4 separate regions of the Homo sapiens genome follow, and regions 1, 3 and 4 are each linked to region 2. Evidence: chromatin loops called from intact Hi-C (ENCODE). Cell type or tissue: heart left ventricle. All regions are shown on one strand. Region 1 has its middle 27 kb from the start of MIR6073. Region 2 holds the start of LOC105376571 (a long non-coding RNA gene). Region 3 has its middle 210 kb from the start of INSC. Region 4 has its middle 11 kb from the start of LINC02682.

Evidence for each region. Hi-C counts contacts between places; a loop is a spot of excess contacts. Peaks named below come from ENCODE experiments on the same cell type or tissue, not always from the same donor. Only the 100,000 strongest peaks of a DNase experiment are listed, where the experiment ranks them.
Region 1: it touches region 2 in a loop (12-fold over the local background); 26 of 110 quality-filtered maps call a loop at or near these places.
Region 3: it touches region 2 in a loop (7-fold over the local background); 53 of 110 quality-filtered maps call a loop at or near these places.
Region 4: it touches region 2 in a loop (5-fold over the local background); 16 of 110 quality-filtered maps call a loop at or near these places.

The regions. Positions count from the first base shown.
Region 1 is chr11:15,938,319-15,946,318 of GRCh38, forward strand. No RefSeq gene overlaps it. Among named protein-coding and RNA genes, the nearest start is that of MIR6073, 27 kb to the right of the region's middle. RefSeq lists a silencer at 2,938-3,127. In heart left ventricle, CTCF peaks have their summits at 3,022 (motif pointing right) and 3,231; a DNase peak (open chromatin) is centred at 3,065.
Region 2 is chr11:16,609,139-16,617,138 of GRCh38, forward strand. LOC105376571 (a long non-coding RNA gene) reads left to right here and starts at 3,666. Exons shown (of 4, transcript XR_931086.3): 1 at 3,666-4,076; 2 at 4,577-5,362. It also overlaps a transcript of SOX6 not described here. In heart left ventricle, CTCF peaks have their summits at 4,693 (motif pointing left) and 4,906; DNase peaks (open chromatin) are centred at 4,703 and 5,193; H3K4me3 peaks cover 3,320 bases; H3K27ac peaks cover 1,739 bases.
Region 3 is chr11:15,324,709-15,332,708 of GRCh38, forward strand. No RefSeq gene overlaps it. Among named protein-coding and RNA genes, the nearest start is that of INSC, 210 kb to the left of the region's middle. In heart left ventricle, a CTCF peak has its summit at 3,180; a DNase peak (open chromatin) is centred at 3,213.
Region 4 is chr11:15,896,382-15,904,381 of GRCh38, forward strand. No RefSeq gene overlaps it. Among named protein-coding and RNA genes, the nearest start is that of LINC02682, 11 kb to the right of the region's middle. In heart left ventricle, a CTCF peak has its summit at 4,863 (motif pointing right); a DNase peak (open chromatin) is centred at 4,785; H3K27ac peaks cover 276 bases.

The sequences.
Region 1 (8,000 bases), 670 kb before region 2:
CCCCGCTCCTGCGGCAGACACATAAGTATGAGTTCAGACCCTGCACGACACATTTTTCGGACCGGCGCTGGTGACGCCAGCTCCGGGGATTACAACAGGATGGATTGTGCGGGCCCCGAGTGGCATTTTCCAACCTCGGCCAGGGGCTTCCGCTAGAGGCGCCTGCGATCTGCAGACTCCGTGTCTGCCCACCGCCTACGCATGGTTGGGGCGCTTGCCTCCCAGCTGGGCACCCCTGGCACATGCTGATCCAGCAGGGAGGACAGAAAGCCCCAAACGGCAGCTGGCTGCCCAAATATTTGCTTCTCCAATCCTAGCCAGTCAAGGAGCCCAGAGCCTGCGCCATTCACAGTCCGCCTAGCTTTTCCCAGAAGAGCTGGCGGTCGGGGGTTCTGGAGGCCAAAGGAGATGGTGGAGAGTAACTTCTTGGTGCTGCGGCCTGGTCCACTGCCATGGGTTCTTCCAGCCAATAGACTAAAAAAGTGACTCCAAGGCTGGTTGGACAATCTGGCTGCCTCGTGCCCCCTCTCTGGGCCCTTTCCCCTCTGGTCCATCCAACTAGCTATTGCTACTTTCTGGTGATCCCTAGATCCTCCAAAAGCTAAACATTTTTCAGAGGTATTTGGGAGGCCCTGCTAGGTGTCACGTGAGGTGCCAGGCACTTTAATGGCTATTACCTCATCAAATTCTGATAACAGCCTTATGGGAAGGTAACATTGCCTCCATCTGAAAGGCAAAATCACTTGAACTCAGAGAAGGTAAGTGACCTGCCCAGGGTGACACAGCTAGTGAATGGGCATGTTGGCACAGAGACCCAGAACTGTCTCAATCCAAAGGTCATGTTTTTACTTCCAAACCATGCTGCCTCCTGCTGACCTTTGGGGATGGCACCATGCATGTGCTATGTAACACCAGGCAATTGTCCCCTCCTCTCTGGTCTAGAATTTTGTCATCTGGGCACCAAAGGCCATGGGTCTGATGTTTCCTTAGGTCCCTCATTGCTTACAGTTAACCACGGTGGGCTCTGCCCTTCAGAACAAGCCCATCCTTCTGCTCAGGCCTCCTGTGCCTCCTCCTCATCCACCCCGAGGTTGCTGCACACCCACCATGCACCCATCAGAGCCCAGAAAGACTGCCTAACAGGCCACTACACAATATCCACTCTGTTTGGCTTGGTATTCAGGGCCTCTCTAAGTCTGACTCCCACTGTCAGGTGCAAAGCATGCTGGGGCACTGGACCCAGAGGACTAGGGAGGAGGGAAGAGGCTGGGTCCAGGTAGGACCAGGAAGGGAAGGCTGATGTAGTCCTGAGCCATGGCCCAGCTTGGTTGAGGGCATAGGCACTGGGAGCCCTTGGCATTAGGGTAATGGGCAACATGTTGGGCATTCAAGGCCGGGCTCAGACACAATTAGAGATACATCAGGGGGCTAACCAGAGCTTGGATCAATCTTGGGATTCTGGGAATTCAGGCCAAGAGAGAACCAAAGGGCTAATCAGGGAAACCACGGCAGATATCAGTTGTCAAGACAGAGAGGGGCATAGGAAAGCTTCCATGAGTCCTCATCCAGGCCTCACTTGCTTCCCAACTTAATGCTTCCTTCCACAATGGGGCTGGGAACTGAAACCTCTGGTGTGCAGCTTGCTTTTACCAAGACTGACCACAGGAACGCAAGTATCGGTCTGGTGGCCCTTCATGATGGGGATTCCTGCTGCATCCCTGCCCAGCTGCAGTGTTTCTCCCACCCCTCATGCCCTGAAAAATGGTACTCATTTCTCAAGACTAAGTCTATTCTCTCTCATCACCAGGTTTCCGCTCCTTTTCCTTCAGGAAGCCCCACCCCAAGCCTCTCCTGATCTCACAGGCCTAGTTGGCCGGTCACTCATATGGCTTTGCCTTAGTTTAGACAATTTTTACTCAGAGGAGACCTTAGAGCTCTCAAGAATTTTCACAGATCCTTCTCCTTCTCTGGAATCCATTCCACTTAGCACAGGGCTAAGCAGCTGGGAGGGGCTCACATACCCATTCAACAACAGCAAAGATTTTTCTGAGTCAGGCCATAGGCTAAGTGGCAGAGATAATGGGGACAAGGATGCTTAGTCAAGGGGTCATCAGATCTGGAATCAGATTCTAGGATTTTTGAGATCAGGGCCCACTGAGATAGTGACATGAAGAGAACTCAGAGAAGGAACCCATGGAAAAGTTCCCAGAGGAGGTGGCATGGGGCTGGCAGGACTCTCAAGAGCCAGGGGGCAGAGGAGGAACAGAGAAGAAGAGCAGGCTGTAGAGGTAGGCACGTGCTTTGGTCGGATACATTGAACAGACTGTGAAGAGCTTTTGTCTGAAAGTGACCACAAGCCATGGAAGGTGAGAAATTTGGTCAGAGTTCTCTGTTGAAAAAAATCTCAAAAACTCTGAAGCTCTCACTATGTAGATGACCTTGAAGGAGCCTCTGAAAACTGTGAGTTTCTGCTTCCTCGTTAGCAAACTGAGAAAAACAATGCCTACCCCTTGTAAACTATAAGGCACTGTTGCTAGGCAAAGGTTGTCAATAGTTATGATATTGAAGATGGGATGCTGAAGGGCCTCCTCTTTCCTCCTTTGGCCTCCCTGAGCCATACCAGAGGAGCCTGGGGGCCACAGCCTCTCAGAGCCCAGCCAAGGCCCACAGTCTCCTCGCCTAGTGGAAACCTCAGCCTCAGGGTGGCCCACCGGCCCTCTGCCTGCCCAGCAGCCTGGGCCTGGGAATAGGCGGGCCCAGCCCACCCTAATTGCTCCCATCTTGGCATCTGCCTTTGGTTAAATGCACAGCTCTTCTCACTGGCTGGGAACATTAGCCATAAACAGAGCATCTACATGGCGGATGCTGTCGTTTAAAAATAACCCAGGCTTGGGAACCGCATTTCCCTGCCCTGGGAGTTGCTGGAATGGGAGAAGGACCATCTTCCACGGAGTTAGCTCTCCAGCAAGTCGCTCCCGGGTCCCAGGCCAAGGGCTGCCATGCTAGTGCAGTTCCCTGCGCAGCCGCCAGGTGGCGTCAAGGCCGCCGCCTGGGGGGCCGGGCAGGCCGAGGCCCCTGCCCGTCGCAGTCCCAGCCTCGCTCACCACTTGGCCCGGGAGTTGGCTGCGGGCAGCGGCTTGGCAGCCTGCGGCCGGGGGCGGACGGTGGGGCGGTGTGGGTTTCAGCCTCCCCGGAGGGCCCTCACGGCTGAGCAAACGTTCGGGCTGATGTCGGCAACATGCGGAATCAATTTTCGGGGAACTCAGCAGCCAAACCATCCACCTTTGGGCGGGAAGCAGGATCGCTGTAGGCCCGGGGGCTCCTTGTCTCCCGTTTGGAAAATCCGAAGTCTCCTCGCGGTGGGGGGCAGGCCAGCCTGGCTGTGTGGGGCCTCAGCACAGGGAGCCTGGGCAAGGGCTGAACTCATCTGCCCTGGGCTAGGGAATGAAACTCAGTCTCCATTACCACTTTTTATGAAGCACCTACTATGTGCCAGCATTGCCCTACATTTTCCATGCATTTTCTTATCTTATCCTTACAACCAGCAAGTCTCAGGGGGAGTGAGCCAGGCCACAGCCCAGGGCGCCTGTCTTTAAAGGGCACTAAAATATCATCAGAATAAATCAGAAATACAATCCAGGTCCCCAAAGAAAGGGAGAAGTATAAACAGATTACCCTGCTACCCAAAGCCCTGAAGCAGAAGTAAGAGGCCTCCCCCAACCTCCCAAACCTCCTTGACTCGTACGGGAGGGGCCTGGACGCTATACTCCCTTGGAGCAGCAGCCAAGGCCCCTAGTCTCCTGGCCTAGTGGAAACCTTAGCCTTTCTCTTAGCCTACCCTCCCCCAAATGAACACCAAACAAATACTTAAGGCACACATCTTTGAAACACGGAATAATGCATTTTACCAGGTCTGGCCCCTGTCTGGCCCTGGATGCAATTGTCATCACTCCCCATTTCACAGAGGAGAACGCTGAGACCAGGGGCTAGACAGTGACAGAGCAAGTCCCCAAGGAAGGTGGAGGGCCGCACGGAGAGGGGGACTGGGGTGCCAGGCAGTCAAAATCAAAACTGTTATCTCTACTGTATGAGCTTGTAAGGGCGGTTCACCTATTCCACACTCAGTTTCCTCACCCCTGGTGAGGGACTCCTAACAGACCCTCCCTCTGTGAGAATCAAATGAGGTTTGGAGGCTCTCGAGCGATGCATGTCACTTAGTTCCAGCACTGACTATGGTACTGGCTGGGATGTGGAGGAATCAGGGCAAGAAACTGAAGGGGCTGAAGAACCCTCAGAAGAATGAAGTATCCCTAGAAAGCAATTCCATGACTAAAGAGGAAGAAGCAAAAGGAAGAAGGAAAAACAAGATGGTGGCTCTAACCAAAAAAAGTTGACAGAACTTCCCTGAGAAAGGAAAAGGAATCCCTGAGAAAATGAAGACCCCTCCTTAGCTACCTGCCTCCTCTCACCCTTGTGCTTCCATCTTCTCGGTCATGGAATTTAGCCACCCCTGAATGTGGGCGACAAAAGGGTAGGTGGCATTGAGTAAGTGTGGCATGTTCACCCGGTGAGAGCCACTCAGTTCTGCAGGTGCCCACATGAACCAGTGGCCCAAAAAGCCTGATAGTGTGACACGTGGAAGTGTGAAGGACCCGGTGGATGGGAGGAATGCCTGAGTGAGGTCATCATGGTTGCTCTAATTGCTCACCACACCAGTGACGATCTGCTTCAACTCCAGCTGATACATCGTGTTATGTCTCCCTCTTGAAGAAATGTGTCCCTGTCCCTCCCTCCCCCTTTCTCACGCTACCTTGTCTGGCTGTTTCTGCAAGCCTGGGCACCAAGAACAGGTTCATGGTAAGGGAGCTCCTGGTGGTGTGGGGTGCAGGGGAGCAGAGGCTGAGGACAGTCACAACGCTGGGAGAGGGCTGGGGAGGTTGCTTGGTGACAGAGAGGAAAGAGGGGACAACTCGCTCGTCAGTCCTGGGCCAGCCTCCGTGAGTGTCTTCTCCCACTCTCAGCTGGGTGAAGTTTCTTTATCAGGGACATTACAATGGCTCCCCCATCTGATATGAACTTGCGTGGAGAGGCCACCTCAACATCAGGCAGGAGGAGCGAATAATCACAGATTGTGAGGAGATCTTATAGTACAATGACACACAGGCATGGCCCTGACACATTCGAAATTTCACTGTCCCTATCTCACTTAACCCTCCCTCAGGAGGTTCTGATTTCCATCGTTTGCTGTAGGAAACCTTGGCGAAGGCCCTGTGCTCTGCAGAGGATGGTGAATATTTGTGCAGATGCCTCTGGCCCAGCCCCCACCTGCTGGACAAAGCTGCAGGCTCATGGTGTGTTTTCCAGACCCACCTGGATCAGACTTTACCACTGTGCTCCTCACAGGCCCCTCCGTGCAGCCTGGCTCCAGCCGTGCAGAACATCTTGCTGTTTTTCTAGAAGACCCTTCCGCCTTCTCTGACTAACAAACTCCTACTCTTTTCCAAACCCAGCTCCAATATCATCTCCTGATCCCCTAGGCAGAGGTGGGACTCCTGTCTGGGGGCTTCTACTACACTGCTCCCTACCCCTACTGAGATTACAGCAGTGACCTTGGGAGCAGGATTTTTCTGAGGTCTGCCCTGAGTCTCCTACTGTGCTGGGTACTTTACACATACTTTATGTGTACATTCCCTAAGGGCCCTGCCTAGGGTGAGGCAGGTGCAGCACTTACTTTGGCTGCAAAATTGAAGGGAGTGCCAAAATCTCAGTAATCAAGATGATGTTTTAATGTAGTATTTTGAAAAATCAAAAATAGCCCCTATTTGAAACACCCAGTACACTCATGCACAAGCACAAACATGCTCACACACCTGCACACACGCAAACACACACACACACACACGCACACACATGCACACACACGCACACATGCAGGCCCACATTTGCCTTTCTGAGGCATCTCCCTTTCTTCCTAGTAAAGAACCTTTGTAATCAGGAAAGGGTTCTCAGTCAGAGATATTGGGATGGAATCTCAAAACACACACACACAAAGTAAAGGGTGTTTTATTTACTTAGACCAGAGTCTCTCCAAGTATGATACATTGGAATAACCTGAGAGAGTTTTTAAATATGATTTCTTGATTAAACTCACTCAGACAGTAGCCTGGGAATATGCATTTTAAATGCTTCCCAGGTGATTCCTGGGGATGCTAGAGCTGGCTTAACCACTGCCCTAAAATATTCTGCTCTGTGGGCTTCTAAAGTAATTAACTTCTTACTTCCTTCCAGGTTAGCTGAATGGCAGCCAAGCTTGCCAAAGGGCAGCCAATCCCAGTCTTCTCTTCTGCTGAAGTCCAGCCCATGGCTAGCTGCAGCCCTTCTCCCTTGCTGCTATTGCATGCTTGGACTGACCAATGTGTGAGTGGTGAGACCCATTCAGTTCTGCAGAAAGATGCATTTGACTCAATCCAGCTAAAGTTGCCAACACTGGGGACTATGAATTCATTCATTTGTGCTTTCCTGAGCAAAGTGCTAGGAAGACTGTAGTAGACAAAAACGAGGAAGGAAAGACAAGATCTCTAATCTCAGAGAGTTCATGCTGAATAAAGGAGTCAGACATTAATGAAATAATTGCAAAAACAAATGTAAAATTACAACATTGCTGAGTGTTATGGAGGAGAGATTCATGGTGCCAGCAGAGTGTATAACAAGTGTTGAGCAGGGCAGGGAAGGCTTCCCCGAGAAAGTAATGATCAGGTCTATGAAGATCAGTTAAGAACGAACCAGATGTAGATTTGGGGAAGAGGGCTCCACTGAGAAGGAACAGCACATGCATAGACATGGAGATACTGAGAAGATTCGTGTTTCTGAGTGTAGAGGGTAAGGAGGGATATAGGAAAAAATGAGCTTCGAGCAGTCAACAGGGATCTTCAGGGTGTGAGCTTTTACCTGAAGATAAATGGGAAACTATTGGAAGGGTTTGAAATCTGAGAGGGAGCTTTGAGTGTTGTTATGATCAGTTTATTGATTAGAGAAGATCCAGTGAGGACATCATGTCCCTCCACCCATGGAGGGATGGCACCTGGTTTCTCACTCTGGGTGGCATCCAGCAGCCTGATGCTGAAGGGCACATGGGGTATTTTGGGGAGACTCTGGGAGCCCAGAAAGCCTGGAGCTGAGACCTCATTTGCCCCTGGTGGTTAGACTGTTCCTGCCATAATAGATGTTCTTTCAGATAACAATCCATAACTCTCTTGGGTTGACCACATGTGGTTACAATTGGGTTGTTGTTGTTTTGTTTGTTTTGGTTTTAAAAAACCCATAAAGAGAAGAAGTTAATCCTATTGTCAGAGAAGCAAGCCTAGGTAAATATTAAGATGCTAGTCCCTTAGCAGCATAGATTACCTTAAGAGAAACTGTGTCCTTTGCAGTCTCAGGGGTCCAGCAGATAAGGCCCCAGCTCTACCTCTCTGAGCACCAGGAACCCATTCTTCCCTTCAAGCATCACACACAGAGAGAGCACCCACTGTGTGCCAGGCAGCAATGTTCTGGCACTAAGGACCCAGCAGGCCTTGGCCTTCAGGAGTGCCCTGGCCAGTGGAGCACCTCCCCTCCAACAGGGTGGTCTGGCTCAGGCAGCAGGATCTTGCAGCTCAGATCTCATAGGAAACACCACATGTTTTCATACAGTTTTTCATTAAAAAATATATGTCTCATCCGAGCACTATATCAAGTGGGCAGAAATGGAGCTATTAATCCCATTTTTAGGTATAAGCATACTGAGGCTCTGAGAGCTGCTGGTCATGCAGCTTATAAATATCAGTAAGACAGAAAGCTCCAGTCTCCAGGGAGACCAGAGGATGTTCCATGTCTGTCTGCCTGTTGCTGTTGATAGCAACAAGAAGCACATTCTCCGTCTTTCTGCCTTTCCAAATTAAAGTGACTGATTGATCAACACATTGCATTTTTTTAATGACAGGAACTAATCATTTTCTAATCAC
Region 2 (8,000 bases):
TGGTCTCAGGTAGTAGAGATGCAGAATATAAAAGATAGATGAGAAAACTAGCTTTGATAGCAGCACAAGGCTAACTAGAGGCAGTATGCACAAGGTGAGGTTGGCCTGCCTTAACCCAGGCCCAAAGAAATAGACTAGATTTGAGAAACTGAGGTCAGTGGAAAGTCAAAACTACATCAAGATAAAAGCTGGGAAAGAGGTTCTGAAGCACCAGCATAACCTGCAGAGATTTGTGAAGGAGAGATCCTTACTGTATAGAAACTCATATGAGATGGCCACTTTGAGACAGTTCATCGAAAGAGACTTTGTGAAAGGACATATGGACCAAAAGAGGAGTCAGGAATGCTGATTGGAGAAATCAGAAAGTTTCATGGCAATCTAAAGTTGCCAACATGGGGAAGACCTCCTACAGATGAAGTGATCAAAGACAAAGGGGAGAAAGTCTCATCTCTATTACATTATCTTTGAAGAAAACGGAGACAGGATGCAAGCACAGAAGATGGAACAAGCTGAGCTGTCGATCATATACTGCCTTTTTAAAATATACTCCATGTTGGTTTCACACAAACTCCAGATAAAAAAAGAGATAAGAGTGAAGATGAGCTCCTAGGATCTGTGGGGCAGAAGAAATAGTCATATGCTCCTGGCCCACTAGGAAATACAATGCTTGAAGACTGGTAGCTTGGGGACTGTGAGTTAAACTGACTTGATGTTTTTGGGAGGAGTTAGTCCCCAGCAAGAAATCTTGTGTCTCCACCAGCCATGGTGACTTTCAGGACTGGAAATTCTGTCTCTAGGGGCCAGAGCCTGGAGGCCAATAAGATGTACACCCTGGTACCTTGCTGGGCAGCTCTTAAAGGCCAGGGCTCCCAGAACTGCCTGCGGGCCCCTTGACCTCTAAGGCCCAAGGGGCAAGCTCAGACTGGTGTTTCTAGCCCAGACAGGAGTCAGATCTCCCCTGTGTGTGTAAGAGTGTCGTTGGGCCTGTTCCAGAGCGTTGCACTCCTCAGCTGTCTGCCCTGGAACTCAACAACAAGGGCCATAAAACCTCTCCAAAGCCTAAAGAGGTCATCATTGAAGGACCTGTCCTAAATGCCTGCAGAGAGGAGACAGGTGTAGATTAAGTCTCAAAGACCAAGTCCTCAGGGAAGAGCCACCTAGAGAGGTGAAACATTAGGGACGGAAAGGCTGGAGCGCGACTGGGTTCCTCCAATTTGCTGCGACAAGTTTGGCTTTCCAAATACTAGCGCGTCCGTCTCTTTAAATCACAGAGCAATCGGGGTTCTGGTGGGCAAGACTGACCCTGCCGACCAGATGCAGGCCGCTAGCGGGAGGCAAGAAGGAAAAGAAGGAGACATTATCAAGATCTCTGGCGTCCACTGAAGGCCCTAATACCCGGCCGCGATGAACCTTCCGAAAAGGAGCCGCAGGAACCCCTTTTAGATTTTATCTAATAAACTGATAGCAAAGTATATTGATAAGGCGGAACCCGGAGCAAGTAACAATATTCATCCCTAAAGGAAGGAAACTAAAATTTGGGGTCTCGATGCCGCACTTCTGGCTGTGTAAGAGTGACACGTGGCCCTGGGGGCGGGGGTGCCATCTAAGGGTTTCCTCTAAAGCCTCGGGCGCTGGCTATACCAATGAAGAGGGAGAGGCGGAGAGCGCAGCAGCCTGCTAAAGTAAAGTGCTGGGCTCTCCACCTACCTGGTGCGCACCGGCCTGCGGGCTCGGAGAAGTTCCCGGAGGAGCAGAGGGCACCCAGGCACGGTGGCCAGATCCAGGAACTCATAAGCTCACATCCCCTGGGGGTTGGAGCCCCACGCGGCGCAAGAACCCCGGGCGCTGAGCTCCGGGGAACCTGGGAGGGAAGGAGGGGCGAGCGGGTGGGGCTGACTTACCTGCCCGCAGCAGTCGCTGCCTCTGTGTTGTCCGAATGTCCCTGCGCACCGCAACCAGCAAAGGCAATTCGGCTTTGCTAACTTTGGCCTCGCACCTCCAGAGAAGAGGCGCGAACTCGCAAAAGGAAAGGCGCGCACGGTTCCTGGAGAGAGGTCCCCCTGAACTTGGGAAGGACAAGGCAATTAATTCTGCTCGAGAAGTTAGTATTTAAAACACCCACGCAAAAATCATAACGGCTATTAAAACCTCGAATTCCCGCTTTGAAAGACTCCTTACACCATCCGGGCGGACAATTCAGACCTACATGATTTCATATTGAAGTCGCTAACTTCTTTCAGGAAGGACTTCAAAGCTACTGTATAAATTGGACAAGCATAACTGTCAATCGCTCCCAAACACTGAGAAGAACTTTTACTGAAACGAAGGATAAATGAGAGAGTGTAAAAGCCAAAAGGGAAGAAGTTGAAAACTTTAAGTCAGTACGGAGAAGTTTTAGCAATTGGTTTCCTTAAACGGGATAACAAATAAACCAACACTTCAGCTGCCCATCGCACTTCATTTAAGTTTGAAGTAACCAAATAACCTGAACTACCAAATAACAGTGCCCTTGGGACTCTGCCTCAAAGAGGTCGGAACTCGTGTTTCAGCAACAAAAGCAAAAAGCAAACTGAATAATGTCCTGCGTTCCTTAAGATGTCATTCTGCAAAAGGACAAGGCATTGTCCCTCGACTTTAAGTGGACAGAGAATAACATTAAATTTCATTTGAATCTGCGTGTCATTTCTGTTAGGAAGATCACAGCGGTAGCGACAGTAGCGGCAGAGCACCGCCACAAAGGAGGTGGGGAAAAGTGGTAAAAATGCATGAACTTTTTTCCAAAGAAAAATAAAGATAAATCAAAAATAAGTTTTACAGACATGCCTTTCCTAGCTTAGGAAAGTTAATTTTTAAATGCGCTTCTGCTGTCTAAGGTGCAAAGCCAGGCTAGGGAGTGCGTGGCTGGAATCTGCATGCTGATAAGAGAAGGCTGATGTACTTACAGTGACAGAGGGCAGGCTGCGGGAGAAAAGCTGTTTGTGTTAGCCTGCGAGTTACCCAGGGCTGCAGTGAGAGCAGAAGGGAGGAGTGGGAGTGCCAGTCTGCGTACACCTTCACCGCGTCTCATTACATCTGCCAGCCTCTCTCTCCCTCTCTCTTTCATTTCCACATTCCCTTTGTTCCTGAAAAAAAAAAAATCTACACGTCACATCAGAGTCCCCAGATGCAGTCTACACCAAAGAAAAAAATGAATAATTCAATCAAACTGTGCATAGTCTCTAAGGCAATAAATCTATTACACTTAAAGAAACGAAGGGTAATTACCACCATAGAATTAAAATAAGGCCAAAGACCAGAGAAGTCGCTGAGTCTGTGGATAAACTCATCCGTAAATAAAGTTTCATTTATTTAATCTTTTTGGCATCTCAAATGGAAAGTCAGAGAAAGATTTTTAACTTATTTTAGAAGGGTACTCACTTCTTTTTAAACACATTGAGGCGGGGGGGCGGGGTTGGGAGTGGGGGGATGGCGATGAAGAAAAGGAGAAAAAGCCTGGAGTATACTACCTTGCTCAAAAAGCTCCCAAAGGCAGCGTGGAGCGGCACAGACACGAACTAAGACAATGTGTGTCTGCGGAGCCTGTACAGGGTCCATTTCTCCCCCACGTCACCCTCCTCCATTCCCCTCTAATGAGACGCGGATCACCCTCCACTCTCACCGACACTGCAGCTCTGCACAAGGGCAGCTGGAATCTGGGAACCTTACCTGCAGCACCAATACCTAAGAGAAATCGCGCTTCCCTGACACTAACACGCCATGCCATCCCCACGCACCCTGCCAAAGTCCTGTAACCATCTACTTCTTCCATCTGCCTAAGAGAAACTGTAAACGGGATTTCCCCCCCACGATTGAATGGAAGCTCTGTACTGTACCGACTTCTGGATTTGCCCTGGGTTGAGTTTAGGGAATGTCTGGAAAGAAAAAAAGGGAGGAAAAAAGGAGGGGGGCAGCTCAAGCCTTGTCCAAGTTAGTCAGAAGGCGGTGTTAGGCAGGAAAGCGCCTACGGGAAAAACAGCTGGGATGCAGACGGGCTATGGAAATCTCAGTTCTAGGAACCGTGTCCTTTCGTCCCGGAGGTAAGATTGTGTGACTGCCTCACGTTTATTCTTTCACTGTCTGTGTCTCTCTTCCCCACCCCCAACTACCCCTGCCACTCAGATCAGCCGGCATGCACCCTGGAGAAGGGCACAAACACGGCGGGGGCTTTATTTTTCAGGTCTCTCCACTCATAAATTATGGGTGTCACTAAAACGAGATTAGCAAATCTTCTACCGCTGGCGGCGGCAACCAGAGCCTCTGTCTTGCCAGTTGCGCACTCTGAGACATCTCTCGGTGCAGAGTGGTTCCGAAGCCCCAGCCCGCTGGGTCGCTCGGCCTGAGGGCTCAGGTGATGGAGAGGAGGCTCGCGGCGTCCCAAACGGGTTCGGCCAAGGGTTTCCACCCCATCACCACTTCCCGCTGCCTCCACGCGCGCGCGCGGACCCACGAGCACACACACACGCACGCACACACACAGACACGCGCGTATTCTGAAATTCTGGCCGAACTCCTCATCTAAACGGAAGTCCCTTTACAGTCAATTCAGCCCGCTCCAGAGCATCGGGGAAACTAGACTGTTCCGTGGATGAACTGCGAGGATGCCGGCGGTCAGGCTTGGCCGAGCTTTGTTTACGTGCCTAAGTCGCCACCTTGAGGTCGAGGGGAAGACTGCGCCCAGCTAGGGGCTGTAGAGACGAACCCAGCTGACACTGGCCCAGCAGCCTTGGCGACCTCCCGGGACCGCCTGAAAGAGAAGCAAAGGGAGGGCGCCCTGCGGGCGGGCGGGCCACGCTAGGCGCCGTCTGCCCTCAGAGACTCGGGCTGACAGGAGTGAGAGCTAAAACTTCCAACTAGCTGAAACCAATAGCCGGGAATCGAGCGAAGGCGAACTCTCCCAGCAAAGTATAAAGCTTCGGGCCAAAGAGTCTGCAGCTCCAAGTCAGGGGCTGCGGCTCCGAAACTCCAAACACTAACTCCCAGGGCAGTGGCAGAGGGTGGGGGCAGCTTCGAAGAGGCATACCAACTGCTCCGGTCCTGGCCGAAGACCGAGCTCCCTTCTGCGGTGACCTCGGCTCAGAGCTGACTCCGTACTCCCTGGGACTCATCTCCCGCTTCCTCTCCACCTTCGGAACAGTAGACAAAGGGACTCAGGGACGCGGCCAGACCCAAGGTCACAAACGGAGGTCTCCGAGACGAGAATTGCGTGCAAGAGAAGGACGTTCAGGCAGCCCGGCCGCCTGCTGCGAGAGCTGAACATTTCCCAGCTCTATAGTCGCCCATTTCTCAGGAAATCAGTCCTTCTGAGTGTCTAACAATGGATTAGGTAAAATAATAATGATTATTAATTATATCAATGATTTTCTATTTTCCCATTCCTACCCCTATGGAAGCCTTTTTCGCTCACCGTTCTTCCTATATTCACGCCTTGCACTAAAAGAATGCCAGGCTTAAGAACCTCCTAGCTAAATCCTGAAATAATTTATCGCGGTTGTTCTTTGTTACTCCTGGTCACTGCCTCCAAGGCTTGGGGACATCTGCAAGGCCACACCGTAGGTCCTCCTCGGTGAACTGTGCCCCATGGGTTCCTCAGTCATTTCCCTGCTACTTGGATGCATAGACATTATTTAAATATACTTTATAAATTGAGAAGAATTCTATTTATTTCAAGAAAATGGGACACTAGGGAACTATTTTGTTTTATATGAGCATAAATCAGCCCTGGCTGACTTTGGCCGTGCCCATTCAGTATTTTGGTCAACAATAAATAAATAATGGTATAAATTAAAAATTAAAAATATAGCCACAGCAACCCGATGCTAATGGACAACAAGAAATGTCTTCTCCAATAAAAGAAGCAACAGGCCCCCAAGCCGGACCCCACTCCCTGTTTCATGCCACAGCCTATCAAATTAACATTGGATAGCTCTTCCATTTATGTGGAAAGCTGAATGTTACCGAGAACAGTACTGAAGTTTCCCAGGGAATCCCAATTATAGAAACACCTGTGCTAAGTAATGCTATTCTAATCCACTATGAAAACCTTAAGTATGTAATAGTCCTCAAATCATCTCATTTCTTAGTTGCAGTGGGGTAGGCCAACCTCATACAAGAACATTAGACTTGTACAATGTCCTGAGAGCCTTAACTCAGAGCGCTCTTGGTTTTGCCATACATAATCCTGGCAGTTCATTTTATCTTAAATGGAAAAAATATACACATGAAGTTTAACATAACTGGCAGAAACTAAGCCAGGGTAGGAATTAAACAAATCCAGTGACTACAAAACTGGAACACAAATCACATGTGCAGTCAGGGACCAATTCCATTATTTTTAATCAAAAATTCTACAACATAGGAGTTGTCACTATTCAGTCTATATTCTCCATTTTACCATAAACAGAATATTGAATGGCAAAATATAAGGAAATGAAACCACCATAAATAATGTGATAGAAACCAGAACATTGTAAACTCCTACCAATTTCCCAAAAAACATACATGTCAGCTATATTTTTAACAATACCAGACCTAATATTTTTGAAGTGCTATCTGAAAATATATCTATTTATTAAGGTAATCGTTGCTTTATTGCTTAAGGCGGCCAAAACTAACACTTCTGAAACATCCAGATGAAAAGTGAAATTTCTATCCATCATCTAACTGTTTCTCTTACAATGATACACAGAATTTTGGAATTTTTTTGAACTGAAAGTTATCTAAATAATTACACAAGTAAGTATGATTATCACAATAAAACACAGAAAGGAAAAATATAAGGGTTATAGGATAATAACCACAGAAATAAACTTTAGTCACTAAAATTCAAAGTACCCCTCATGATAATATCCTTCTGAGATACTGTGTTATCTTTTCACCATCAAGTAATGTTAAAGCTTGCGCATTCCTTCATACATGCCTTTCTCCATTTATAGACCCACTTGCCTCTTCCCAAATCTGAGGTTGGCCATTCACAAAGATGATTACCATATCATTCATTATACATTTTAGCCCGCCTAGAAAAATTTGGTAAATCAGTATAGATCCTTTCCAATACCTAATAAAAGACAAAGAAGGAACACAAAAGTAATGCTGTAAAACTTCCCACCAATAAATATGAAACAATAACTTATTACTAGTCTTTAAAAATTTGATAGTTTACCTCAGCAGTTTGTTTTATTATTTGTTAGCATTGTGTTTAAAACTAAATTTGACTAAATTCTCTAATTTTAAAATTTGTTACTTAAAAATCTTCTTTGGAATCCCATACTATTTTTTAAATTTCTAAATACAGGATTTCTTTTGTGTGCGTATTTTTTTTAACATTACAATCATATTGGAGACTTTGCTTGTTTTCCACAATTTTATTCATGCTTAAATATTTACTGAGTGCCTAGTATGTGCAAAACAAATAATGAAAAGTATGTTAACTGTGGATTTATCTTTTTACTTTTATAATAGATATTAATTCAAAATCTATTGCATATATACTGAAAATTAATTTTTATTAAATATGCCAGCAGAAGCATCCTGTTCAATATTTGATAATTCCACAAGATGATATTTCATTCTATTTGGCACATACTATTGAAATTACCTGTTATTTTTATTAACCAACAAATTGTATACATTTCTAAAAATAAGTTTTCTGACTTATCAAATGATATATCTATAAAAAACCTTTACTTAAAAATAGGATGTATACTTATAAGCCAGTTCCAAACAACATCTTTTAATTTTAAATCAGTTCTAAAAGAAGACTGAAACTGTATTTCAAGTCAAAGTGTTTAATATAATTGCTATGCAAAGTTATTCTATAACTTGCTAAGTTTTATGTCTTTAGCATGTATCATAATGATACATACAAGATAGAGATGTTATCTTCCCAAATTCAAACAAACAAATGAAAGCTAAAAAATAAGTCAGTGTTCCCAAGTATCTGGATGTTTGCTATTATATAAATA
Region 3 (8,000 bases), 1.3 Mb before region 2:
TTGTGTGTGCGTTACTGCTGTGGGCACTTGGGCCTAAACCCCACCAGGACCGTCTGGGAGGTTGATGTATATGAGAACACAGGTAACCTCCAGGATGGGCTGAGGGGATACCAGAGGGGCAATAAGAGCTTATCCTACCCTCATAAACTCTACAGTGGCAGAAATCTTGGGGGATCAAGGTAAGAGGAAGCACTGAAGTGAGGGATGAAAATGGGCAACAAAAGTCAAACTTAGCTTTTGGTAATTTTGCTTGGGCCACCCTTGGGATGTCTGATGGAATCGCAGATTCTCAGTGCTGGAGTGGGCATTACCAGTCATGGGATTTGACCTCACTCCCATTGAGGAGATTCCCTTTACAATAACCCATGTCCTCAGATTTGTCCTCAGGGTTGGTCTACAGCCACTGCTTAGATACACTGCCTGCTGAGGCTGACTGTTTTATTGCTGTACACCTCTAATCATGAAAAAGATCTTTATGTTGATTCAAAATTTGACTTGTTGGGTCTTCCACCCAGGAGAGCTAGTTCTTTTCCTTGAGCCCTCATTCTTCCTTAAGAGATCTACTTTGGCTTACACATTGCTTTTAGCTTTGCAATCCCTTCCTGTCCCTGCCCTAAAAGCTGTGGCTCTTTGGAAACACTGTATCCAGCTCCCATGGGGCTCCTGTTTATAATGGTCTAGGAAGTAACTTAAGTGGTTTTAGAATGAAATATAGCTGAACTGTTAGGGGCAATTTAAGCATATGGAACAGAAAGAAGAACATCTACTCAACAAATGCCAAATAAGCACTAACTTTGTGTGTCAGATCTGTGGCCAAGAGTCTGTTAGAAGATATGGACACACAATGATAAACTACAATGTCCAGGATAAAGGTCTTGAAAGGCCATTTCTAGAAGGAGCAGAATGAGGTGTGCCATGCTTACCAAAGCCTGAAGGACTACCTGCTCTGAGCATTGCAATTTCATCATGAAAACTGGGGAAGACTTCATGGAGGTGACATTTGAATTGGACTTTGATGAAAGGTTAGGACTTTAACAGACTCTAGTACTAGGAAGAAAAGAATCTGAAGATAGGGGAATGGCACAAAAATGTCCTAGAGATGAGGGCATGTATGCTTTATTCAGGGCATGGCAACTTATCAGGTGTTCCTAAGAGTTTAGAGTGTGTATGTTTATGTGTTTGTGTGGTTAGTAGCATATGAGGTTGGGATGGCATGTAACAGGCCCACTTAGATAATATTGTATGACACCTGGTCTTGACTTGTCCATTAGATGATAGAAATGTCTTCAAATGCTTTTGCACATGCAAGAGAATGATTCAGTTTTATTTTTAAAAACAGTCACTCTAATATCCTTGTGCAGGATAGGCCAAATTGTAGTGAAATTGGAGATAGGAAAATTAGGTAAGGTGGGAGTGCAGACATTAAGATAATTTACCCATCTATGCTTTTGCCCATTTTTTCATCCATTCTTTCATTCATCTGTCCATCCATCCCTCCAATCTTAAGCATTTACATGCAAATTTTTGTGGTAGAAATTAAGATTTTGAAGAAAGGAAAGATATTTTCTATCTTCAAGGGGGTTATGCTATAGTAGGGGTTGAATTGGGGAAGTGGAGAGGAGAAGGATAGAAAGATGTTTCGGGATTGAAGTAGACTCATCAGTGTCAAATTGCAAATGGATGGGAAAGAAGAAAAATGGAAAAAAATCCCTCACACTAGAGAGGGATACCTGAAATCCAAGCCCAGTTGTACTATTGGCTATACTATACTATACTATACTATACTATACTATACTATACTATACTATACTATACTACGCACTGGCTGTGTGACCATGGACAAGTCCCTATCCCTCTCTGGGCCTATTTTCCTCATCCACAAGGTTTGGACTAGGTGATTTCTTTCAGTGCTTGCCATTCCAGGATTCCATTCTTCTATCTCTTTGTCCATTAATTATTAAGAGAAAGAGTGATGGTTAGGAGCTGGCAAACATTGGGGTGTTTGGACATAGAAAGTGAGCACAGGGCAGTGTGAATCAGTGAGGAAACAGTTGGAGAGACAGATGACTAGGAACACAGGTTGGAATCAGGAAACAGGGGCTGTGAATGTCAGAATCATGAGCAGTAGTAAGAAACACAATTTTTACAGCTTCGTTCCATCACTTCATCTTCCAGCTTCTGACATGCTTCCCTGCTTCTGGCTCTAACCTGGCTGGAGTACCCCCAGAAACAACTGCTCAGAAGCCAGATAACCACAGTTTCTTCCCCTTCCATCTCAAGTGGGTCTAAGCCCTGGGCAGGCTTGAGGCAATCCCAGACTAGCAGGGTGTGGACCAGGGGACACTTGGGTAAGGACATGACTGCTCTTCTCCTCTGTGGGCTGAGAGCCTTATCACTCTGGACTAGAACTTGTTCACTTTTCTTGCCCTGGCCTCTCCTCAGGGCCTTTGTCCTACTTGGCAAAGAAAAGTCATAGAATCAGGGACCTAGGAGGACATGAGTGGTCACTGATTCTAGAAGACGGGGTGCTCCTTAAGGCAAGGGCCACACCTTGGTGCTTGCTGAATTCTCAGCCCCTAACAAGATACTGGTTCATAATAGGTGCTCAATCAAACCTCACTGAAGGAATAAATGATTGAATGATTGGCATCAATACATGCTCATTGAAGGAATGAATGAAAAATTGAATGATTGGAACTAATCATGTACAAATGACGAAGCTGAAGTCCAGGATGGCCAAGTGGCTACTGAAAAGAACACTGACTTTGGAGTCAGACAGAGCTGGGGTCATATCTTAGTGCCATTTCTTCTTGACTGTAGCTTTTTAAAATGAAGACAATATGTGCCCTGAAAAGAGCAGTTACGAAGATTAAAAAGATATTGCAGCTAAAGCGTCTAGAATGATGTGAGCACACAGTTTGCACCCAATATTTTTCAGCTCTAGCTCAAGGGTGTCCAGAGTATCAGTGGCAATTCTCTGACCTTTGGAAAGAACTAGGGGCATCATGTGAGGAACCCTTGTTTGAAAGGCTTTAAAGACCCTAGACAACCTAATCTGTGTAGGGCATCTTGGGATACAGCCTTCTTAGAGGGAGAAGGGGGATGGACCAAATGGCCTGGGACCCTTCCCAATCCGTTTTGGGTCTTGGAAACAAGGATGCACTTCTGATCCTGACCATGGGGTGGCACCAGCCCATCAGGTTAGGTAACTCACAGTGGCAGGCAAGGCCTCTTTGCTTCCCAGCAAGGGTGTTGGAAGAGGGTTGGGGTGGGGAATGAGCAGGAGTGGGGGTGGGGGAAGGAGCAGCCTAGAGAGTCCAGGTGTTTGTGCCTCTGTGTGCCAGTGTGTGTGTGCCTTTGTGCATGACTGGGTGGGGGTGGGCTGTAGAAGCATTATGAGGGTGTACGAGCATGTGTGTGAGTGTGTGTGTGTCTGCATGAGCACTAACGATTCAGAGAAAGGAGGCCTTTGTTTCACTCCTATTTATGTGCAGGGAAATCATTTGACGTAAATGAAATTGCTCTGCCCTAAGGATATTGTATATGGCTGTGGATGAAGTTAGGCTTGGGGACGTGGAATTTTCAAGATGTTAGAGGCACTAAAATTTGTTTAGTCAACCCCCCTCATTTTACTCATGGGATAAACCGAGGCTGGATGGGGGCTCTAACCAGGTATGCCATAGACCCTTGCTGGGCTGGGCCAGAGCTCTGGCTCCCTGACGCTGCCTACCAAGGTTTGAGTGTTTGAGCCTTGTGGCTTCCTCAGGACAAGGAGCTGGACCACCTGAATATGATGGGTGACCTCCAGGAAGCAAGCCCCGCAAGATGGGGCTGAGGACCCATTACTTAGTCTCACCTGCATTCAGTGGGCGCTTCTTGGCTTCTCCCTCTTGCACTTCACTCCTCACATCTTGATCCCAAAGCCAGCCCAGACAGGCCCTGTCATCCCCTAGGCAGAACCTCGAGGATAGCAGGCAGGTGACAGCCTGGGAGTAGAGTCCAGATCTCCTGTCTTCTACCCTGTGTTCTTTTCCTGCTGTCATTGCTTCCATCTTACCTTTGGGGAGGGGCTCTACCTGCCTCCTCAGTAACCAGGGGATCAGGCCTCAGGGGCACCAGGCCTCAACTCTGCCTTTTCAAGGAACTCAATGATGTCTCCATCCCTTTAATAAGGACCTTGAGCTATACCCAAGGCCTGATGATGGTCACAGAGATTTAGGCATGCAACTGGTATGCAGCTGGTAAAAATGATGGTGAGCCCCACCATTTGTTTGCGTTTACTCTGCTCTAAGGACTGGGCTGGGTTCTTTAGTTCTGGAGTCAGACTACCTGGGCTTGAAGTCTGCCTCCCTCACTGTCTAGCTCTGTGACCTACAGCCAAATTCCTAACCTCTCTGATTCCACATTTTAAAGTCAGAGATGTCATGTGTGCCTACCAGGGAGAGTTGTTGATAGGCTTAAATGAATTAACACACATAAAGTGCCTAACACTAATGTCTCAATACATGTTGTTACTGTTACACTTTAAATCTTACAACAACCCTGCCCCAAATGGGAGAGAGGATGCTCCCATATTATGAATGAGAAAACTGAGATCCAAGGAGTTGGTGTATTATATATGATTCAAAGTAACAGCTAGCAAATAGCGGGTATGATGCTAAAATCCAAGTCTCGATTCAGACCTTATGCCAGTCCTCTGAAATCCTTTATTGTCCCATTACCAAGTCCAGGAATGAAGGGTGGCCACCTTTATAAAATAAGTTCAATGAAAGCAAAATCAAATATTGTATATGTTTGCACATGTATATATAAATATGAAGGAGTAAGAAAGCATTTAAGAAAATAAAAAATGACTTTCTCCTGCACCTAGTGTTCTCATCAGGCCCCAGGTTTGTCTTGAATTCTAACAGGTTGGTACCAGGATGGTTTAGGAGACAGACATATCCCAGAAACCCTTCCTGGTCTGCCAGGAGTCCTGCACTCACAGCACCCTTCCCTCCCAAATTACCCATCCTTTTTTGATTCAAATCCATCCCACATGGATGGGTGTTCTGTACTGGGTAGCAGGATGGTGTACCCCAGACTCCCCAGCATAGTTCATAATCAGTGCCCCTTTATGAGCTCTATGCCAACGCATAATCTGTGTTATATAAAACATAGTTATGAGCCCTCATTACGGCTGGGAGGCCATAGTTAAAATAAAAGTTACCCAGTTGCAGATGTGCAATGTCAGGCCACTAATGAACCAGTCTGGCAACCTAGTGGGTCCTACCTGGTCCAAGGAAGGGCCTCTGCGCTGCTTCAACCCAGCCAGCATAAAGCCTTCAAGATAAGCACTGTTTGCTGGACCGCAGCTTTCTTGAAACTCCTCCCCATGATTCCTCCATCAGTGGAGGCTCCCTCCATCCCAGACTGGCAGTGAGCATCCAGGACATCTATAGCCATCCGTTCACCCAACCATCATCTTTGGGGCACCCATTCTGTGTGGCATTACAGAAGCCTCGATGAACAGTGTCAACTCTTGCTATGCCTTCATGGATCTTGCAGTCAACACCTTTAGGGGTTATAAGTGACAATTATGAATCAAATCACTGCCATTTTGGGATCTAGACTACCCATCTGATCCCGAATTGCGCAGAGCCAGCTAGGCAGGTGACCAAGTAGCTAACAACATGGCAGGTCAATTCTTGGGGAGCCTCGGATGAGGGAGGAAGGAACTGGGGAAACTGAATTGCTCAGTAGGAACACTGGGGTTGGAATCAGGAGCCAAAATTGGTAAACCAGTAAACAGAGTAAGACTCAGTCTCAAAAAAAAAAAAAAAAAAAGAAAGAAAGAAAAAAAGAAAGTGAATGAAGTCTCCCTGCTTCCAGTTTTGTTATCTACAGTTCATTCTTCACTCAGCAGCCACAGTGATCTGTGAAATCATACTACATTTCTCTCTGTCTTAAAGCTTTTCAATGGTTCCCCATTATTCTATGGCCTGTAAGGGTCTGGACAGTTTGTGTCCTCCCTCCTGCTTCTCAGGCCTTAGGTCTTAAGACTTACCATTCTTCCATCCTTCTCTACTCCACTACTTCGACCACTGCTCGACTGCTTCAAGCACACTGACCTTCTTTCTATCCCTGGAAACATTGGCAAGCTTAGTCCTTCCTCAGGGTCTTCACACCACTTTCTCCCCTGCTTCAGGGTCTTCACACCCACTTTCTCCCCTTGCCTGAAATGCTGCTCTCCCAAATTGTCACAAGGTTGGCTACTTCTTGTTATTTGGGTCTCAATTCCAATATCACCTCAGAGTTGCAGTGGGGATGGGAATTTTGATTTTTTCATCGTAGAATCGGTTGTAGGATCCTTGGAAAGCCAGCACCATACTGTGATGCCTGGGATATTTCTGGATTAGATCCTCATGGACCTAGGGAAAACTTCATCCCACCAGCAATGCAATCAGAAATGGAATAGATGTCTGCTCTTACAACAGGGATAGGAAGTGAAGAGATAGTTTGCCACCACAAATTTTGAGCTCTTAAAAAGATATTATTTCAACAGAGCAAATGGATTTTGTGTCTTTTCTTCTAGGCTTTTTCCATATAAATCAAGTGAAATCATTTTCCAAATGTTCATGTGCAAGGCATCATTCAGTTATTTGGGAAAATCTTACAGAGAACTTACTATACATTAGTTCCAGCTAAGGCACTGGGGTAGAAAAGATGAACAAGACTTGGCCACTTTCTCCAAGTATATGCAGATCAGAAGGGAGGCAGGCATGGCCATTATATCTGGAAACAGACCTCCTGAGTTCAAATCCTGGCTGGGTGTCTTTGGAAAATTTATTTAACAGCTATGTGTCTTATTAGCCTTCTCATTAGTAAAATGGGACTGACAAAAATAATGCTTCAGAGGGCCATTGGAAAGATTAAATGAATTAATATAAGAATAGAGCTAGCACAGTGTCTGGGACATTGTAAATGACAAATAAGTGCCAACTAATAAGGTTGTTATAAGGTAAAGTGAAGTAGGCTTTCAAGGGAGATGTACAAGGTGCCATGGGGACAAGAAACTGCTAGACAAGGACAGGAAGTACATCTTGCAGGAGACGAAAGTTACCTATGGAGTGGCAGCATCATGTCAAGGCAAGAGTAGGGTCTTTGGAAGATAGGCCTTTTTTTCAATTCTAGCTATGTTGTTTATCACCGTTGTGACTTTGGGCAGGTTATTTAACATTCTCTGTGACACAGGTATTGTCTCATGAGAGCATTGTGAACATCAAATAAAATGTCATGAGTGAAGTTTCTGGCACACGGTAGGTACTGGATAAAGGGCCCTGCTCACTAGCCCCATGAAGAATTACATTGTGAGTGGATGCTGTGTTGCATGGATCCCATCAGCCTTCTTGGGTTTTGCCCAACTGAAGAAAACTATCTCTTCCAGGGTTATGCCTCTTTTTAAGGGCAACCTGATTCCAATGTCTGATGACCTGGGAGCATAAAGACCCAGACTCTCACTACCATTAGAGATGACTCTGAGTGACCATCCAGGCTCCAGAGCTCTCTATGGGGCCAAGTGAGGTCTTAATTGGGACTGCATTACAGCTCAGTGTCTCCCTCTGCCCTTCATGTTTCCTTCATTTCTTGTCTTAGTAAGCTCAGGCTACCATAACAAAATATCACCAACTAGGTGGCTTAAACAACAGAAATTTATTTACTTACAGTTCTGGAGGCTAGAAGTCCAACATCAAGTTTGGTTGAAACCAACCAGCAGGGTTGGTTTCTGATGAGGGCTCTTTTCCTGGCTTGCAGATGGCTGCCTTCTTGCTGTATCCTCATGTTGCTTTTCCTCTATGTTCACGGGGAAAAGAGATTTCTGGTGTCTCTTCCTCTTCTTATAGGGACTCCAGTCTTATCAGATTATGGCTTCACTCTTATGACCCTATTTAACCTTAATTATCTCCTTGAAGGCCCTAACTCCAAATACAGTATCACTGGGGGCTAAGATTTCAGCATAT
Region 4 (8,000 bases), 710 kb before region 2:
TTGTGACTGGAGGGTCTGGGTTTGTTTCAAAAAGGGAGATCACCCACAAGCATCGTGCTCTCTGAGAAGCCACCCGCCCACGTGTTTTGAGATGGAGAGCACGCCACTCAGAATTTCAAAGTGCTGTTAATTAAGAGCAGTTTATTAAAATGTCAATCTTTTAAACCAAAACAACTCTCTTCCCCTTGCTTGCGAGTGGGCTTCCCAGCCACTCTTCCCAACCCAAATAACCCAGCTTCTCCAGAGCTCCTGAAAAAGTATCTGTCTACATATTCTACTAAAACCCCGGTGACAACTGCTTCCAGGAACAGCCCGGCACCTGTCATTCTGCTGAAAGCCACCCTCAAGGAGCCTGCCTTCCAAGAGACAGGATAGCCTAGGCACTGAGCCCATGGCCTCAGGAGCCAGACTGCCTAGGCTCCAATGCTAGCCCTGCCTCACTAGCATGTAACTTTGAGCAAATAGTTGACCCTTTTGTGCCTCAGTTTCTTCTTCTTTAAAATGGAGTGAGGATAATAGTACAGTCAGTCCTCTGTATCCATGGGTTCCACATCTGTGGATTCAACCCACCATGAATCTAAAATATTCAGAAAAAAACATTGCATCGGTACTAAATATGTAGACTGTTTTTTCTTTGTCATTATTCCCTAAACAATACAGCATAACAACTTTTTCCATAGCATTTACATTGTATTAGATCTTATAAGTAATCCAGAGATGACTTAAGGTATATGGGAGGCTGTGCACAGGTTATATGCAAACACTATGCCATTTTGTATCAGGGACTTGATCATCCATGGATTTTTGTATCTGAGGGAGGTCCTGGGACCAATCCCCCCGGATACTGAGGGATGACTGTAGCTACCTTATAGGTTATACAAATGAGATAGTGTATGTAAAGCACTTTAGGCTGATACCTAGAACATAGTAAGTGCTAAAGGGGCATTAGTCCAGTTATTTCCCAATGAGCATTAGCCCGCTTACTTCCCCATGAGCAGGTGCTAAATTTCACTTCTGTGTTTACAGATCTGTCTCCTCTGAGGCAGGAAATGTGCCCTCTTTTCCCTGTTTTGCAACTCCAGCAGTCAAGATCTAGCACACAGTAGTTGCACAGTAAATGCCTGTCAAATAAATAAACAAGTCAATAAATGAATAAATGCATGCTAATTCCCATGCATGTTTGGCAAACAGGACAAGGTTAGCTGCCCTGCAGGAAGTCACGATCTAATAACTGCCAAAACAGTTCAGGGCTATGTGGTGGCTCCCAGTGGTCCCACCTCCTGGGATACACTCCCTTGTGTAATCCTCTCGTCTTGTGTGTGGGCTGGACCTAGGAACATGATCCTGATGAATGGAATGCAGTAAAAGTGATGGAATGTCACTTCCATGATTAAGTTATAAAAACTGTGACTTCTCTGCCTCTGACCCTCTTCCTTCTCGGCTTGCTGGCTTTGATGAAGCAAGCTGGTAAAGAACTGAGGGCAGCCTCTGGCCCACAGCCAGCAAGGAACTGAATCCCACCAGCAGCCATGGCAGTGAGCGTGGAGTGTTCCTTCCTCAGTTGAGCCTTGAGATGACCACAGCCCCAGCCAATACTTTGCAGCCTGTGAGGGACCCTGAAGCTCAGAACCCAGGTAAATTGCACCTGGATCCCTGACCTATAGAAACTGTGAAATCATACATGTATTGTTTCAAACCACTAAGTTTTGGGGTAATCTGTTTCACAGCAATAAATAACTAATGCAGGTTCTAAGGGAACAGAAGAATCTTGGGGAGGGAAAGGAGAGGCTGCCTCCTGCCTTGTCTGAAATCATCTACCCTATAGTTTGCTTTCTCCATCAGTCACACCAGAGCCATAGGGGACCCCCAGAAAGAAAAGCATTCAACTCAAATGGGCCTGGCTTTGAGACCCGGCTCTGCTGCTCTCTAATGTGTGACTTTGGGAAAGTTCCCCAATCTTTCCAAGGCTCTGCCTCCTCCTATAAAGGGGGATCACCATACCTGCTTCATGGGTGTGTTGAACAGATTGAGATCATGTATGTGAAAATGCCTGGCAGAGCTTTCCAGACCTTTTGGAGTAGAAGCAGCTGGAGAGACCTGCGTCCTCACTCTGATGGTCACCTGAAGCCCTCAGTTGTCCCTCCAATGATTCAACACATAATCTTGGAGCATCTACTATGTGCCAGGCACTGTGCTAAGCATGGGAGAGACAGCAGTAAACAAAACAGCACAGTTCCTGAGCATTCCGCATAGAGCTGATTCTCTAATAGACAGACATCAAATCAGTAAGGGCGAGAGTGAGATGCAACAACAGAAGCCCAGAGGCTCTGGGAGGGTAGAATGTGGGATGGAAGGTGGGGAGGTAGAGAATGTATGCTGGCATGAGCAGGGGCCTCCCTGAAGAAGTGGACTTTGAGCTCCCAACTCAAGAGTTAAAGGAGTTAGCTGAGTGAAGAAGATGGTAGAAGGCCCAGGGATAATGAATAGCAGAGCAAGCATTTATTCAAGAATTATTGACTTAGCATATACTATGTGCCAGACCCTGTTCCAGATACTGAGGATACAACATTAATCAGAACAGCAAAGTTCCTCCCTCATGAAGCTTATATTTTAGTGGAGGAATTATCTGTTCCAAATATAAAAAGAAGGATAATTTAGGAAACTCCAAAAGGGGTGACATTTGAACTGAGACTTCAAATGTGAGAGGGCACAAAGCACTTAAAGTTCTGGGAGAACAGTATTCCCTGCAGGGGATACAGCAAGTGGAATGGTCCCAAAGCAAAAACGGCATAGCTACTAGAACCAACAAGAGGGCTAGTGGGCTGCAGTGGAGAAAACAAGGGGGAAATGGTCAGAAATAAGGGCAGTGAGGTGGACAGGGTGATCCTACGGTGTCATCCAGAACATGGAGAGGAGTTTGGGCTTTTTATTCTAGGGCTAACAGGAGTTGCTAAAGGTTCATGAGCAATGGGTTTGAGTTCTGAAAACAGACCTCTTGGAATATGAGTGGGGCAAGGGTGAGATGAGGGCAAGTGGCCAGGGTGGAAGCCATTGTAGGATTACCGGTGTGACAGGGACAAGTGGCAGTAGAGGGGATGAAGAGGAGAGCTGGAGGAGGGTCCCTGCCCTAGATTTCACCCTGGATCTTCCTGACAGGACTGTTCCCTCCTCCATCACAGACCTTCCATCAAAAGCCTTTACATAAAGGATAGTAGCACATGCTCTGGAGACAATTGCCAGGGTACAAATGCCGGCTCTACCACTTAATAGCTGTGTGGCCTTGAGCAAGTCTCTTAACCTTTCTGTGTTTCAGGTCCCTCAACAATCAAATGGGCCTAGAAGATGGATTTCACAGTGCTGTCATGCAGATCAAATGAGTTCAAGTGCTAAAGCCCTGACACACATGCGTGCTTGCGGTGTTAGTGATTACAGAATTATAGAGCCTGCAGGCTGTGTGCCACGGGTCTCTGTGACCTCCTTGTCATCATCAAACTTCAAATCCCCAGAGTTTAGAAAAACAAGTGACAAATGATGTGTCCCCATCCAGTCTGGGCTGACTTAACAGGTCCCCCAAGGAACCCATGGATTTCTCACATGCCTCAGCCTGCACTAGGCCCGATGCACCAGCACGCAGGTGTGCTCTACAGCTACTCCCAGAGCAAGCTGCAAGCAGATGGGCCAGGTGTGTCAGGCAGTACCAGCAGTTCCAGGTCCATCTTCCCAGCAAGCCTGTCCTGGGTATGGGGTCTAGGGAGGGCTGAGACTGCCTCCGCTTAGTCACTGATGCATCTTAACACCCACTCCATGCTCAATAGTTGTGCTCTAAACAAACGAATGAATAAATACGTTCATGGGCCCCGCAGTGATGTTCTAGTCAACAATTGACCGCATATACAATGGGGTCCCATTAGATTATAATACTGTATTTTTACCGTACCTTTTCTGTGTCTGGATATGTTTAAATGCGCAAATGCCATTTTGTCACAACTGCCTACAGTATTCAGTACAGTAACATGCGGTACAGGTTTTTAGCCTAGAAGCATTTGGCTATACCAGGACAGCCTAGGTGTGTAGTAGGCTATACCATCTAGGTTTGTTAAGTTCCCTCTGTGATGTTCACATGACAACAACATCACCTAACGACGCGTTTCTCAGAACTTATCCCTGTCATTAAGTGATGCATGACTGTACACAAATGAATGAAGTAGTGAAGGAATGAATGTGTCTTCAACAATATGTGGGTTTCTTAAGGGCATTTATTCGTTCATTCAACAGATATTATTGTATGTGGATCTTCTCCGTGTGCTCCTCTGGATCCCGGCTCTCCTCACTCTGTGCAGGAGGCTGACTTTCATGGACTGTGGTATTCAGGCATCCTTGCCTTTCGGCTGCAGGAGACCAGAGGCTGAGAGCAGAGAGAGACTCCAGCCTTGAGGGGCCTCAACTTGGCCATGGCCCTGCTCCTTCCAACAGCATTCTGGTAACTACTCTCGCCCACATTGCTAGTCGGGGGATGCTTCATACCCCTTGGTGGTTTCCCTTAACTATGCACAACCCCACTGCAAATTAACTCCCATATGGCCTGTCTTCTGAGTGATCTCCTTGGAGGAAGCTCTTACTGCCAAGATTGCACAATTCACATTCAAGAGAGCTGGTGCCCAAGGTTCCTTGTGCCCCCCAGCTATGGAGCCAGGCTACGGAGAAGCCCTCCACCCCAAGGAACCTTAGTCTGTGCAGCCTGAGGCCTGCCCCCTTCCCCAGGCCCCTGCCCCAGGATCTCACTGGCTGACCACAGACCAGACCAGGCCTCTGTGGAGTGAAGGGCAGGAGCGGGTGGGAGGGCCAGCAGAGGGCAGCCCTGCCCGTGCCCTCGGGAGCCTGTCCCTGGGGAGTCTCTCTCCCTTTGGTGATTGTTTCCCAGGCTCCCTGGAGCCAGAGGAGGATGGAATGTTCTTATCGCTCTCCAGAGGGAAGGCTTTCTTCTTCCTTCACAAAAATGTTAAGCTTTATAATCCGATAGGGAACCTGGACAGGCTGCAGCTGGAGGCCTGGGTCCCACTTCTGGGAACTGTGGGGAGAAGAAGAAAAATAGGAGTGGGGAGGGAGGAAACAAGTCCCCTCGAGCAGGGCCAGGGAAGGGAGAAGAGGATGAGGACAGGGGATGGGCAGACCTTCCACATAATGAAAGGGAAACCTTGGAGATGGTCCCCAGACCCCAAGACTGCAAGAGCTCTCTTCCTCACGACTCACTCCACTCCGCCCTGTGAAGGAGGAGGAGCCCAACCTCACGGTTGAAGGTTGCTGGCCTGTTCGCACACCTCTGTGGACAGCAAGCTCACTCTCAGGGCGTCTTGTTCTGTCCCTTGCAGGAAGCCGTGAGTCTGAAAATGTCCCTCACAGAGCTGAAAGCATAAGTTGCTCCCACCTTTTCACGACAGAGGCCTGCATCAGACAGGACAGGACAGGTCACCTCAGTGGGGCCTCCCTCCTCAGAAAGCCTGAGTTTCTTGAGGTTAGAACACTGCCATTTCCTGCAAACAGATCTACTTCCTGAAGTGTGTTGAGCGGGACACTCCCTGAGACTCAGAAATCCTGCTAGAGCCAGAGTTTAAGGACAAGGTGACATGCGCCAGTGGGCCATTTATTCAGCAAATATTTATTCAGTGTCTCATGGGGAAGAAACCAGTGAGGCACTAACTGATAAGCAGTTGCTGATCCCCTACCTCCCAGCTTGATCCAGGGCCTGTGAAACCCCCCAGCTTGGCCTCTGGAACTGTCAATGCCATGGGGACCATATGCTCTGGGAGGCCAACAGGCCTGGCCACTTCTTGGGGCTCCCCCAGGAAGAAAGCCCCACTCTTACCCTGTGCCAGGTCAGTAGGGTAGAGAGAGAAGGGGTGATAGAGTATATTAGTCTTTTCTCATGCTGCTACTAAAGATATAGCCGAGACTGGGTGATTTATAAAGAAAAAGAGATTTAATGGACTCACAGTTCCACATGATTAGGGAGGCCTCACAATCATGGCAGCTGGCAAAGGAAGAACAAAGGGATGTCTTACATGGTGGTAGGCAAGACAGCTTGGGCAGGGGAACTCCTATTTATGAAGCCATCAGATCTTGTGAGACTTATTCACTACCACGAGAACGGTATGGAGGAAATTGACCCCATGATTCAATTATCTCCGCCTGGCTCCGCCCTTGACATGTGGGGATTATTACAATTCAAGGTGAGATTTGGGTGGGGAAACAGTCAAACCACACCATGGAGGGACCCAGGGCCAGGCCCCTCAGAGCTGAGCCAGTGTGCCTCTCCTTCACCTCCTTCCATAAGGCCGACCACAGCTTAAAATGCTTGATCCTGTTAGCTGCTGGACCCCGAGAACAATTGTGCTAAACAGACAAGAGCTGCGGCTCAGGTCCACCTTCCAGTTCTGTACCTGACTGCTCAGTCTTGGCTAACATTCCTCCTGCGACAGGGAGCTCACTTCCTCCTGGGCGGCAGCCCATCCAAAGGTTGGACGTTCTATTAGATAGTCCATTTCGTTTTAACCAAAATCAGATATAAAATAATGCAGACGCAGACTGTCATGTAAACTGGCTTTTAAAAACCAACACCGTATTGTGTACATCTTTCCCTCTATGGATGTGTTTCATGTGTGTGTGTGTGTTTGTGTGTGTTTGTGTGTGTGTGTGTGTGTGTGTGTACATTTATATATACGGAGAGTGAAAAAAATTTAACAATGATTATCTAAGAAGTAAAGTTCCATGTCAGAGGACTCTACACTTTCTAATTTACAGTTTTATACATTGCTTGAATTTTATAGATTATCCATTACTTTTATAATAAAAAAGGACATTTATATTCCAAAATTAAAAATAATATGTTGTTTAAAAGAAGGTGCTGGGTGCAGTGGAGTAGTGGGATAACCTGAGGAAAAAGACACTGTTTAATAGAAGTGGGAGATGGGTGGGTGTGGGACAGAACGTGCCTGACATGCCCCAAGGCCATGCTTCCCAGAAGAGAGGTGACTCATTCCCAGCCAGAGCACCAACTCTCCTAACCTAGGTCAGGTTGATGGAAGGCTCCATCCTGCCTACAGGGCACTGCCCAGGGGGCAGGTTCAAAGTCAAGCTAAAGGGCTTCTGGACATTCTGCATGTGACACCAGTCTGTGTTATCTTTGGGAAAGATGAACGTTCACCTGGGCCAGATGTGTTGCTGTCACTCCAAACTAGGGAGGAGCCAGCTGCAGGCAGCTCAGCAGACCCTGAGGGGCAACCCCTCTGCCTCTGCTCACAGAACAGGCTTTGTGGCCACCCTGAACTGTGGGATCAAGCAGAGGAGAGCTTTCCTTGAATCTGCTCAAAGTTTAAAGGTGCTCAAATTCCCAAATTAAAAAAAAATAATAATGTAGGACCATAGTGGGGAGGCTGGAGATCAAACTTAAGGGTGGGAAAGAGAATGATTTCCAGGGTCAAGGAGGTAAGAACATCTGACTGCAGGTCTCAACAGAGAAAGAGGTGGGGAAACGAGAGGACGCCGAGGCAGGAGGGGAAAGGGGGCATCGCGGTATGCTGGGCTTATCTAGTCCTGCCTTTGGGAGCATATGTATATGCTGCTCTTTTGAGAAGGCTCTGCACACCTCTGCAGTGGTCATTTGTCACCTTTGAACATTCCCCCCTGTGTTTATGGAATTCCCCACTCAGAGTCCTAGTCGGAGGCAGAGACCACCTCTTTCTATGCAGCCAGACCTCTACTTTCCCAGCCTTCTTGCAGTCAAAACTCAAGCCCCTGACCATGCTTTGATCATCAGGATCATCCACATCAAACAGAATCGAAAGCAAAGGATGCAGCCAAGCAGACGCCACCTGGAACCCATTCCAGTGAGGGCAGCAGTAGCCACCACACTCAAGTTCCACAAGAGCCAGGGCTAATCTTCTGGGGCCAGCTGGGATCTGGAGCAGGGAGAGCACTTAGGTTGTCACTGACTGCAGTGTCAG